2 separate regions of the Homo sapiens genome follow, and region 1 is linked to region 2. A link is a loop called in an ENCODE intact Hi-C map of the cell type or tissue named here. Cell type or tissue: dorsolateral prefrontal cortex. All regions are shown on one strand. Region 1 overlaps NUP205 (nucleoporin 205). Region 2 overlaps LOC107984123 (a long non-coding RNA gene).

Region 1 (5,000 bases), 360 kb before region 2:
AATGAATGTTGATGCTGATGCTGATATACTAACATACACACAAAAACATTTCCTGAAGGGCCATACAAGAAGTCAGTAAGACTGGCGGGGGAGGGAGGGAAGGAGAATGCAGGGAAGGAAGGGAGGGAGGGAGGACAGGAGGGTAGGTGGGAAAGAAGCTTTTACTTTTTACTTCATTTTGCAATTTTTAAAAACCCACTTGCATGCTTTTGTTTTCAAAAAATATTAATGTGGGGATACACCTGTTATATGCTTTAGAATTCATATATATTCTAGAATGCATATGTAGTTTCAGATGGATCTTTTTGATGTTATACTAAAAGACTAAAATTAAGTACAATATTAGATCAATCTACCTGTTTTCAGTTTTGCATTAAAATCACAACACAGAGTGTGAGATTATTTATTAATCCTGCATTTTTTTCTAGCTTTTTCACAAAGCAGTCTAAATGAAATAGTAACAGTTATTACTTCAAAATATATTTATTTTTGTTGTCCTAGCTACTCAGGATGCTGAGGCGGGAGAATCACTTGAGCCCAGGGGGTTGAGGCTGCAGTGAACTGTGGTCACACCACTGCATGCCAGCCTGGGTAATGGAGTGAGACCTTGTCTCTCAGACAAAACAAACAAACAAACAAACTTCTGAATAATCTTCTTTGGCTAATTTTGCACATGGCCTCAATTAACACTAGTTCTCCTAAACAAGCCTAGCCACAAAACGAATTCCTTTTATAAAGTCACTAAGGGGCGAATGTAGTCTGGATTGGGATGGGAGCGTGGTATTCATGATATCCAGCAAGCTGTGCTTTGGAGGCTGCTGTAACTGCACCTTTCATTCCCAACCTTGTTTTAAGAAAAATAGCAAAAAGAGGGATTTGGGAGGAGCAGAGGCTTTATCAAATCATGGCTAAGGACATTCAGATGGCTAGCAGAGGATCTAGCTGTAATTCATTTTCCCTAACATCACACACCCTGATACCTGCTTTGTTAGAAACATAACTTTGCTATTAGTTTAATATGAGGTTTTCATTGTAATTGTTTTTGGCATACTCTTCATTCATTCTAACACTACTGATCAACAGGTTAGTAAGAGCACAGTGTTGTGTACTATGGTCTATGACGGCGGGATTTGTATTGGCTGCTCTCAATCTCACCATTAAATTATTTCCTGAAAAATAAGTGCTGAGTGATACTTTGTACCTAAAAAGTTCTACAAAGCTAATCAAAAGACATCAGGAGTTTCCAGATCATAATGCCTACCAATCACGGAATGCTTACCATGTTCTAGGTACAACACTAGCAGCCTCACATACATGAAACCTCACTTAATTCTGACAAAACCCTCTGAGGTTGAATCCTCCTATTTCTTAGATGAAGCAATTGAGGCTCGGAAGTTAAGTAAGTTGTTCAAAGTCATATAGCTGTTAAAATGGTCAAGCTAGAGTTCAAACCAGGTGTCTGTAAGCAACCCTGAAAATCATAATCTTATTAACATACCAGGCTTTCCTTTTTACTTACTTACTTACATTCATTCATTTATTTATTTATTTATTGGAGACAAGGTCTTGCTTCACTCTTTCATTCATTTATTGGAGACAAGGTCTTGCTCTGTTGCCCAGGCTGGAGTGCAGTGGTGCAATCACAGCTCACTGCAGCCTCAGTCTCCCAGGCTCAGGTGATTCTCCCACCTCAGCCTCCCAGGTAGCTGTGACTACAGGTGCATGCCACCACAGTATGCCAATTTTTTTTTTTAAGAGACGGGGTCTCACTATGTTGCCCAGACTGCTCTCAAACTCCTGGGCTCAAGCAATCCTCCCGTCTCGGCCTCCCAAAATGCTGGGATTACAGATGTGTACCATCACACCCAGCCCTTTTACTTTAATGAAGAAAAATAAAAGAATATGAGAATAGAACCTTACCTGGTCTAAATCATGTTGGCTCACTATAGCCAGCCCACTTCTAAAATCTAGATTGGTTTCTGAGGCGAAGGAATCTAGAGATAAAAAAACAGAGTCATACCGGCTGTGCAAGTACCTATCTACCACACAGTGGAGGAACCTGATGACAATGAATAATAACAATAGCACCATGAAAAACACGGCTCAAGATTGGGAACTCAATTTTCAACTTTTAGCAAATGGAAGCCCCTAGAAAGCATTTCACTGGTCCAGACCAGGGTTCTCAGCTTTTCTCTATTTCCTTCCACCTAAGGGATCCAATATATGGCCATCAGTCACAGAGGCCCACTCCAGCAATAAGAATCAGCATAATAGCAGACCTCCTCCATTCTTCTAGAGCTGGATCAGCCCCCTAACTGCAGCAAGAAGCTAAGGAACAGCTGATGAGCAGGCTCTAGAATATTCTTATGCTCAGCACAATGTCCCGTGAACAGAAAGTAAAATGCAAGAAATAGCTACGTCTAGTGACTAAACAGCTCTTGATTCACCCAATTCACTCTAAGTAATCTGGAAACAAAAATAAAAAAAAACTGGTACTAGCTTTTCAAGGCACAAATAGGTATTTATGGTTCATTAATTTTTAGCAGAAAGTTTACCTTGCAGTCTTCTGCTTTTAAACAAGGTTCTCGAGGCAAATAAGGAATCTTGAGAATCCGTGGGCATGCAATGTAACAAGTAGTACTCCAGATGGCGCCAAAGAATAAATAGGCAGGTCTCTATGATAACTATACCAGAGCTCAGATTAAAGGAACATAATCTCATCAAATATGTTTTACACACCAGTTTCGGAGGAGAAGAAAAAAGGACAGACTGCACTCACTTAATGAGGTACCCACAGCCTCAGTCTAACAGACAGGGTCTCACTGAAGGCTCCTCAAGAGGAAGCAGCAAGGTGTGCTGAGGAAAGAGGTGGGGACCTTGGGGTCCTGTGCCAGCAGTCTCATGTCCCTACCTTCTTCCCTAACAGAAAGTGCCCATGTATTTTATCAGTATTACCAGCTACTCTAAAAGATAAGAACAAAAACTATGATTTGGAAATACATTAGGCATTTACTGGGAAAAAATTAAGTTTATCTCCTTCCACCTGGTTTTGGTGCCCAAATAATATGAGAATAAGTGAACAGTTCCTATATTTCAAGGTCATCATTCAAGTGCATGATTTCATAAAGGATACAAGAACAAAGGGAAAGCAGTTTAGCTCGATTGTTGATCACCTTCACCAAGCGCCGTCTTGCTAGAACATATTTCTGAGCAGTGGAGATTTTATCAACACCAGCAGGCATCACAGACTGACACAACTAGAAGAAACAAATGTGGTATTAGAATGACATCAACTGGAATGAAATTTTTAATGAAAAACTACTATCAGCAGGTCACCATGATAAATGCTATGAAAAACACTCAAATTTAAACATCCTTGCAGATAAGAGTTTTTATCTAAGAAGCTAGCAATTTTTAAAAATTACAGCCAAAGAAGCAAATTCACAAATGAACATTTATCTGCTGCCTTTTGAAAAAGTCTGTCCCTGAAACACAGTCAGGGTTGCTGATGAAACCCTGAATTTCCTGTCACATTAAAACAAACCAAGACAAAATGATAGGTTTTTCAAACAGTAGCTATAACAATCCCATGGAGAATTTCTAACAGTTGTCAGGTATCTTCTGCAAAAAATACAAGGTAGACACCTAGAGCATAACTAAAATCTGATCATCAACCAAAGCTCCCATGACCACTTCTCAATGTGGCACACACACAAGCACAGTTGTTCCAGCTAATGTTCTGATGCTGGGTTCCACAGAAGGCGTACTGAAGTGAGGCTGATGGAAGGCCACGCGCTTCATGATGATGATGCAATTCCTCTTACAAGTACAAACATCACTGATTAGCTACACATTAGAGGAAGGACTGCCAGGCATGAACCCAAAATTTCAGGGGTTACCTAAACCCAGTCATTGACTCCTGCCTCACCCTGTTCCTGCCAGCTACATGCCTTTGGGTAAGTTATGCAAGTCTTCTGTGCCTCAGTTTCCTCACATGAGAAATGAGAATAGAAACAATATCTGCCCGGGTGTTAGGTAGAACATGTAGTTCAGGGCCTGGCATGTTGTAGACACTCAATAAATGTCCCCTGAGTTTACCAGAAAAGTGGCAAGAGGGAGTAGGCATGGACTACTCATAAGAGTAACATGGAAGTTTTTAGAAAACTTGGTGCAAACCAGGAATGACAAAGTGGCTCAACATTCAGGCTGCGACAGGACACCAGGAAGCTTCAGCACTGCCTTAGGAACTGGCCAAGAGATGCCTTACATTCAGCTGTGCCAAATGGAAAAGGCAGCAAGCTACTTAGTAGCAATCCTGGTAATGCAGCATCTTTAGTTATTAATACTGTAAGTAGAGGGAATGCTTCTGGGTCACTGAGGGAAGGCAGTCAAGTCTCATATGCTATCCCATTTGTTTGAAAGATTTGCTAAACAGATATTGAAGATGCTGAAGGCACAGAGACATTTACCCAAGTTCTATTAAAAAAAAAATCTGTAACAGAAGCCTTTCTCAGAACAGATTTTAGAGTATAAATGACCCAAAACTCTTCATTCAAAGGCCAGCTGCCTTTCTATTTTCTTGAACAGGTGCTACACTTCACTGTTTTTCAGTCAAGAGTTTCTATGCTTATAAGGCTGGTGCTACGGCGAAGGAGTCTTCTTCAAATCACACAGAAGAATCATTCCAATTCCTTCAGTCATACTGTATACGTTGTCTTTACTCAGTCTGAGTACCCTGGCCTAGTAACAGCAATGATTTCTCAAGTCCCCCCAGCTCATTATAAGATTCGTACCTCTTTTATCTCATCTGGGGGAAGCTGCTCTACATTTTGTAGCTTGCTGACACTCTGTCGATGACTGTCATAATAGCTGAAGAAATCATTAGCACTCTGTTTCAGCAGGTAGATGATAATGCCTAAACCAGGCAGGCGCCAGTATGGAACCACTGGAGCTTGGGTATCTAATAGAGGTGATGACATAAAACAATGTTCCACTTATAA
Region 2 (5,000 bases):
TTGAATTCAAAGATTTGTACAATGGGGCCCAAGTCTCTGTTGCTGGATTTAGATTATACTGTGAGGTTTGGCTGCCCTAGGGGATGGGGACTAAATCACTTGCTTGTGGATATTATGTATCTTTCCTGGGTAATTGTCTTTTTTTTTCCTGAATATGACTATTTCCCTGTAATCAACACATTTTGTTTATCAGGCCGTTCCTCATTAGAATGTCTTTCTGACATCACTCAAGACATGATTGACATCTCTGATTTACACTTATTTGCTTATTCATTAGTGGTCTAACCCCAAACAATGCCCAGTGGTGGACTGCTTGGTAATGGTCTTTCAAAGGCAGAGTGGTTGAGTAGCTGCCTTGGGCCACATCTGCACCAAAAGCCCCATGGCAGTGCTGGACACCTGTCTTTTGCAGGGTCAGTCCTCATTCAGCGTAGACTCCATCACCAACACTTCCCATAGCTCAGGAGCACTGTGCCTGTGAGGATGCAATAGACCAATCTGAGCCCTAACTTGTGAATTTCAGCTAGAACCTTCTGTTACTCTTCTCTACTTTCAACGACAGCCTTTTTGCATGTGCCTGTACTCTGACATATAGTCCAAAAGTACAGCCAGATGTAAGTAGACTCAATTGCCTCATCAAATTCCTGTCCTTCCTTTTTATCTCAGGGTGGACCCAGAGTTAACAAGGCATTTCAAGCTTTAAAGAACTGTTCCATGTAGCTCTAGACCAAGATATACCTAAGGCCTTCACCCGTCAAGCTGGTGGGGCCTGGAGTTTTGCCAGGTCGGTTGTCCAATCTCAGAGCGGTATGTGCTGCACTACCTTTTCCAAATCAAGAAGTTCTTCAGCGAAGTCTATTCATATCGTATCATCAATAGAATGAATCACAGCACACATGCAGTTTGTGGGTTTGTGGGGTTTCCTGTTTTTGTTGCTTTTTGCTGTCCCCCGGGGAGCCTATACTTGGCTTTGGTAAATCCAAATTAAAACTGGGCATCTGCTCTGCTAGATTCCAGGGCAGGGTTTCCCTACACTCAGCCCCGCTGAGAACTACGATTCCTTATGTAAGAATCTGTTGCCTTCCTACTTCCCAAGAAATAAGATCTGACAAGTTAATTCGTCTTTACTCCTAGTTAAGCCCTTCTGCTGCTCAAATCCTTCCTGTATTTTAATGCAATGTCTGCCTCTATCACTGCAATGGAACAACTGAAAAAACTTCAGTATGGCTGGGTGTGTTGGCTCATGCCTATAATTCCAGCACTTTGGGAGGCTGAGGCGGGCAGATCACCTGAGGTCAGCAGTTTGAGATCAGTCTGGCCAACATGATGAAACCCCATCTATATGAAAAATACAAAAATTAGCCGGGTGTGATGGTGCACGCCTGTAGTCCCAGCTACTCGGGAGGCTGAGACACGAGAATCTCTGGAACCTGAGAGGCAAAGGTTGCAGTGAGACGAGATTGTGCCATTGCCGTCCAGCCTGGGCAACAGAGCAAGACTCTGTCTAAAAATGCAAAAACAGAAAACTTCAGTGCATTTAGAAGCAGTTGCCTTGTGTTTTGAGGACGGTGGACAACAGTTATGGAAAGGAATGTTCCTGGGGGCCTGAACAGTATCAGTAGTGAGAGTGGATGTTTAGGGATTTGGGTCATGCCCTGCCAGCACTGAGGACTAGATTCCAAGTGACAGAGGCATTCTTATTTTCTTTAATACATTTGCTGTTTACTTTTGTGCTTGTGATATGTAGAATCCTCTAAAGCAGTTTGCAAAATATGGCTCTTGGACCAAATCCAGCCTGTGACCTCTTTTCCTTTAATGGCCCATGAACTAAGAATGCTTTTAAAGGTTGTTTTACAAAAAGATCGTGCATCAGAAACTACATGTGGCCTACAAATTCTAAAATATTTACTATCTGGCCTTTTACGGAAAAAGTTTGCCAATCGTTGCTCTGAAACAGAGGGCCCAGGTCTAAGGGAGCCATCTTCACCCACACTGCCCCCAAGTGTCCAACACAGTGTGTCACAAACCTGGGGTCTTAGCTGTGGTATTTTAGCTCCCTCTGCTGGGCCAATGTTTTTCACCAGTGCTGTAAACACGAGAAAGTTCTTGCTAATTGCAACTTCATCTTATTAATTGATGATTGATTGGTTTTATTCACCGAGTCAGCCTATTGGAAGGGAAGATAGATTCCTCATGTTTCACTAAGTTATACTGATCCACACACATCTCAAGGTTTGAAACCACTGACGGTCAGCCGACCAATTATACAGCACAATACTAGCCACAGATGAAAGTGACAGCAATATGGAACCAACAGGATTATCATTACTCATTGGGATGCAAGAAGTAGTGGAGAGGGAAAAGTGAAAGATGATTCTGTTTTGCGGGAATGGTGGTTGCAGAAAAAGTAGAAAACCGTGGGAAGAAACGGCAAATTCAGTTTTCAACACCTTAGACCAATTTAAACGTCATCCTCCAGTATCATGGTAGTTTGAGCTAACATAGAACCCACAAACATTACCAACACCTGAAAATGCTGGATGAACGGTTATTAAATCCAGAATCAAGTTCAAAACCAAGGAGGAAAACCTTACTTTCTAGAAACAAAGATGGGAATTATAGCCAGGATCATGTGGCTTATGATGGTTAGGTAAAGAATCAGACCCAGATATAGGACCGAAGGCTAGGAGCTTGGGTTGTAATGATCAACTGGGATCTGGAAGAGCACCCACTTCAGTGAGCGTGGGAAATAATAACGCTACCATTCCAGGGAATAAACAAGGAAACTTTTATTCTTCCTAGAGGTCTGTGGGAAGTGTTAGAATATGGAGTTGCATGAAAAATAAGGACTCCAACTCTACAACACGTGAACACATATGGGTGTGGTGGAAAGATTTGCAAGCTCAGAAATTAAAGCTAAAACTGGTCCTGCCAATAAAATACCTGTGGTTCTCACAGAAGAAAATGTACAATTATTCTTTAGGGATATTTCCACATTCTAAAGCACGTAAGACACAGGGAAGAAAAAGAATGCCCCTGAAGAAGAGTTCACAGACATAAATTTTGTCATTTCACACCAGGTAATAATGTATTATGAGAGAGAATCAGTAGAATCCAGAGCTAATAGAACAATTTAAAAGATAATAGTAAATCAATATGTTTAAAATAATTAAAGAGACTCAAGAAGCAATAGAAACCATAATCTAGAAGATAAAATGAAACAAGAACAAGGAAATTTGAACATAGAACCAAATAGAAGTTTAGTAATAAAAACAAATAAAGTCACTGCAATTAAAAAATGCATTTAATGAGTTAAACAGCATTTAGACACAGCTAAAGAGATATTCATGAATTGAAAGATTATCTAAGGAAATAATCCAGAATGCAGCACTGAGAGATAAAAAGATGGGAAATGTGAAATAGAGGATGAGAAATATGAAACAGAAGTTAAGAAATGTGAAGCTAGACTGAGAAGTCCAGCATGTTTCTAACAGGAATTCCTGAAAGTGATAATGAGAAAATGGAAAAGTGATAGTATTAGAAGTGATATAATGGCTAATACTATTTTGGAACAGATAAATATGAATATTCAGATTTTAAAAGCACATGTAGTCCCAAGTGTAATAAACAATTAAGTCTACAATTAGATATATCATAATGAAACTGCAATACAAATACAAAGAGAAAAATCTTAAAAGTAATAAGACAGAAAAAAATGCCTACAAAAGAATAGCAATTGGACAGTTAGCAGCCTTCTCACTAGCAACGGTAGAGGCTGGAAGACAATGGAATATTTTCAAAATGCTAAGAGAAAATATTATCATCCTAGAATTCTATCCCACTGTAGAACCCCACATCAGGCAACACTGATAGCAAAATAAAGACATTTTCAGGTAAACGAAGACTAAGAGTTTATCAGTCACAGACCCTTATTAAAATAATTATTAAAAGCTAAACTTCAGGAAAAAGGAAATGGAATCTCGAATGAAAGAGTGGTGGAAAAGAAGCTATAAGTGAGCAGAGGAACATATGGGTAGAAAACATAGGTGGGTTAGTCAGCTTGGGCTGCCACAACAAAATACTATAGCTGGGTGCAGTGCCTGTATATGTCTGTAGTCCCAGCTACTTCATAGGCTAAGGCCAGAAGATTGCTTGAGTCCAGGAGTTCGAGACCAGCCTGGGCAACATAGTGAGACCCTGTCTTTACAAAACAAAAACAAAAACCAACCATAGACTGGGTGGCTTGAACAACTGAAATTTATTTTTTCACAGTACTGGAGGCTGGAAGTCTGAGATCTGGATGCCAGCATGGTCAGCTTCTGAGGGGTGCTCCTTTCCTGGCTTGCAGATGGCCACCTTCTAGCTGTGTCCTCACAAAGACTTTCCTTGGTACATGCAGAGAGAGAGAGGAGAGAAGACAGAGAAAAATCTCTTCTCTTTATAAGGGTACTAAGCCCATCAAAGGGGCTTTTCCCTTATGTATTAGTCTGTTTTCATGCTGCTGATAAAGACATACCCAAGACTGGGTAATTTATCAAGAAAAAGAAGTTTAATGGACCAAACAGTTCCAGGTGGCTGGGGAAGCCTCACAATCATGGCGGAAGGTGAACGGCACGTCTTACATGGCAGCAGGCAAGAGAGAATGAGAGCTAAGTGAAAGGGGAAACCCCTTATAAAATCATCAGCTCTTGTGAGACTTATTTACTACCATGAGAACAGTATGGGGGAAACCACCCCCATGATTCGGTTCTCCCACTAGGTCCCTCCCACAACATGTGAGAATTATAGAAGCTATAATTCAAGATGAGATTTGGGTGGGGACACAGCCAAACCATATCACTTTATGACCTCATCTAAACCTAGTTTCTTCCCAAAGGCTCCATCTTCAAACACCATCATATGAATTTTGAGGGAACACAAACGTTTACTTCACAGTACTAGGTAAATCCAAATAAGCACTAATTGTAGGAAAATATAATAAAAACAATAATGAGCAATGG

What was found. Peaks named below come from ENCODE experiments on the same cell type or tissue, not always from the same donor. Only the 100,000 strongest peaks of a DNase experiment are listed, where the experiment ranks them.
Region 1: a loop joins it to region 2, with 6 times the contacts of the local background. A loop is called at or near these places in 93 of 110 quality-filtered maps.

The regions. Positions count from the first base shown.
Region 1 is chr7:135,643,152-135,648,151 of GRCh38, reverse strand. It overlaps NUP205 (nucleoporin 205), which reads right to left. Exons shown (of 43, transcript NM_015135.3): 39 at 4,794-4,960; 40 at 3,134-3,257; 41 at 2,556-2,684; 42 at 1,921-1,994. Among named protein-coding and RNA genes, the nearest start is that of STMP1, 17 kb to the left of the region's middle. In dorsolateral prefrontal cortex, CTCF peaks have their summits at 2,434 and 2,640 (motif pointing right); a DNase peak (open chromatin) is centred at 2,634; H3K27ac peaks cover 611 bases.
Region 2 is chr7:135,278,696-135,283,695 of GRCh38, reverse strand. All of the region lies in intron 3 of LOC107984123 (a long non-coding RNA gene), which reads left to right. It also overlaps the pseudogene SLC23A4P. Among named protein-coding and RNA genes, the nearest start is that of STRA8, 47 kb to the right of the region's middle. In dorsolateral prefrontal cortex, a CTCF peak has its summit at 2,035 (motif pointing left); a DNase peak (open chromatin) is centred at 2,015; H3K4me3 peaks cover 740 bases.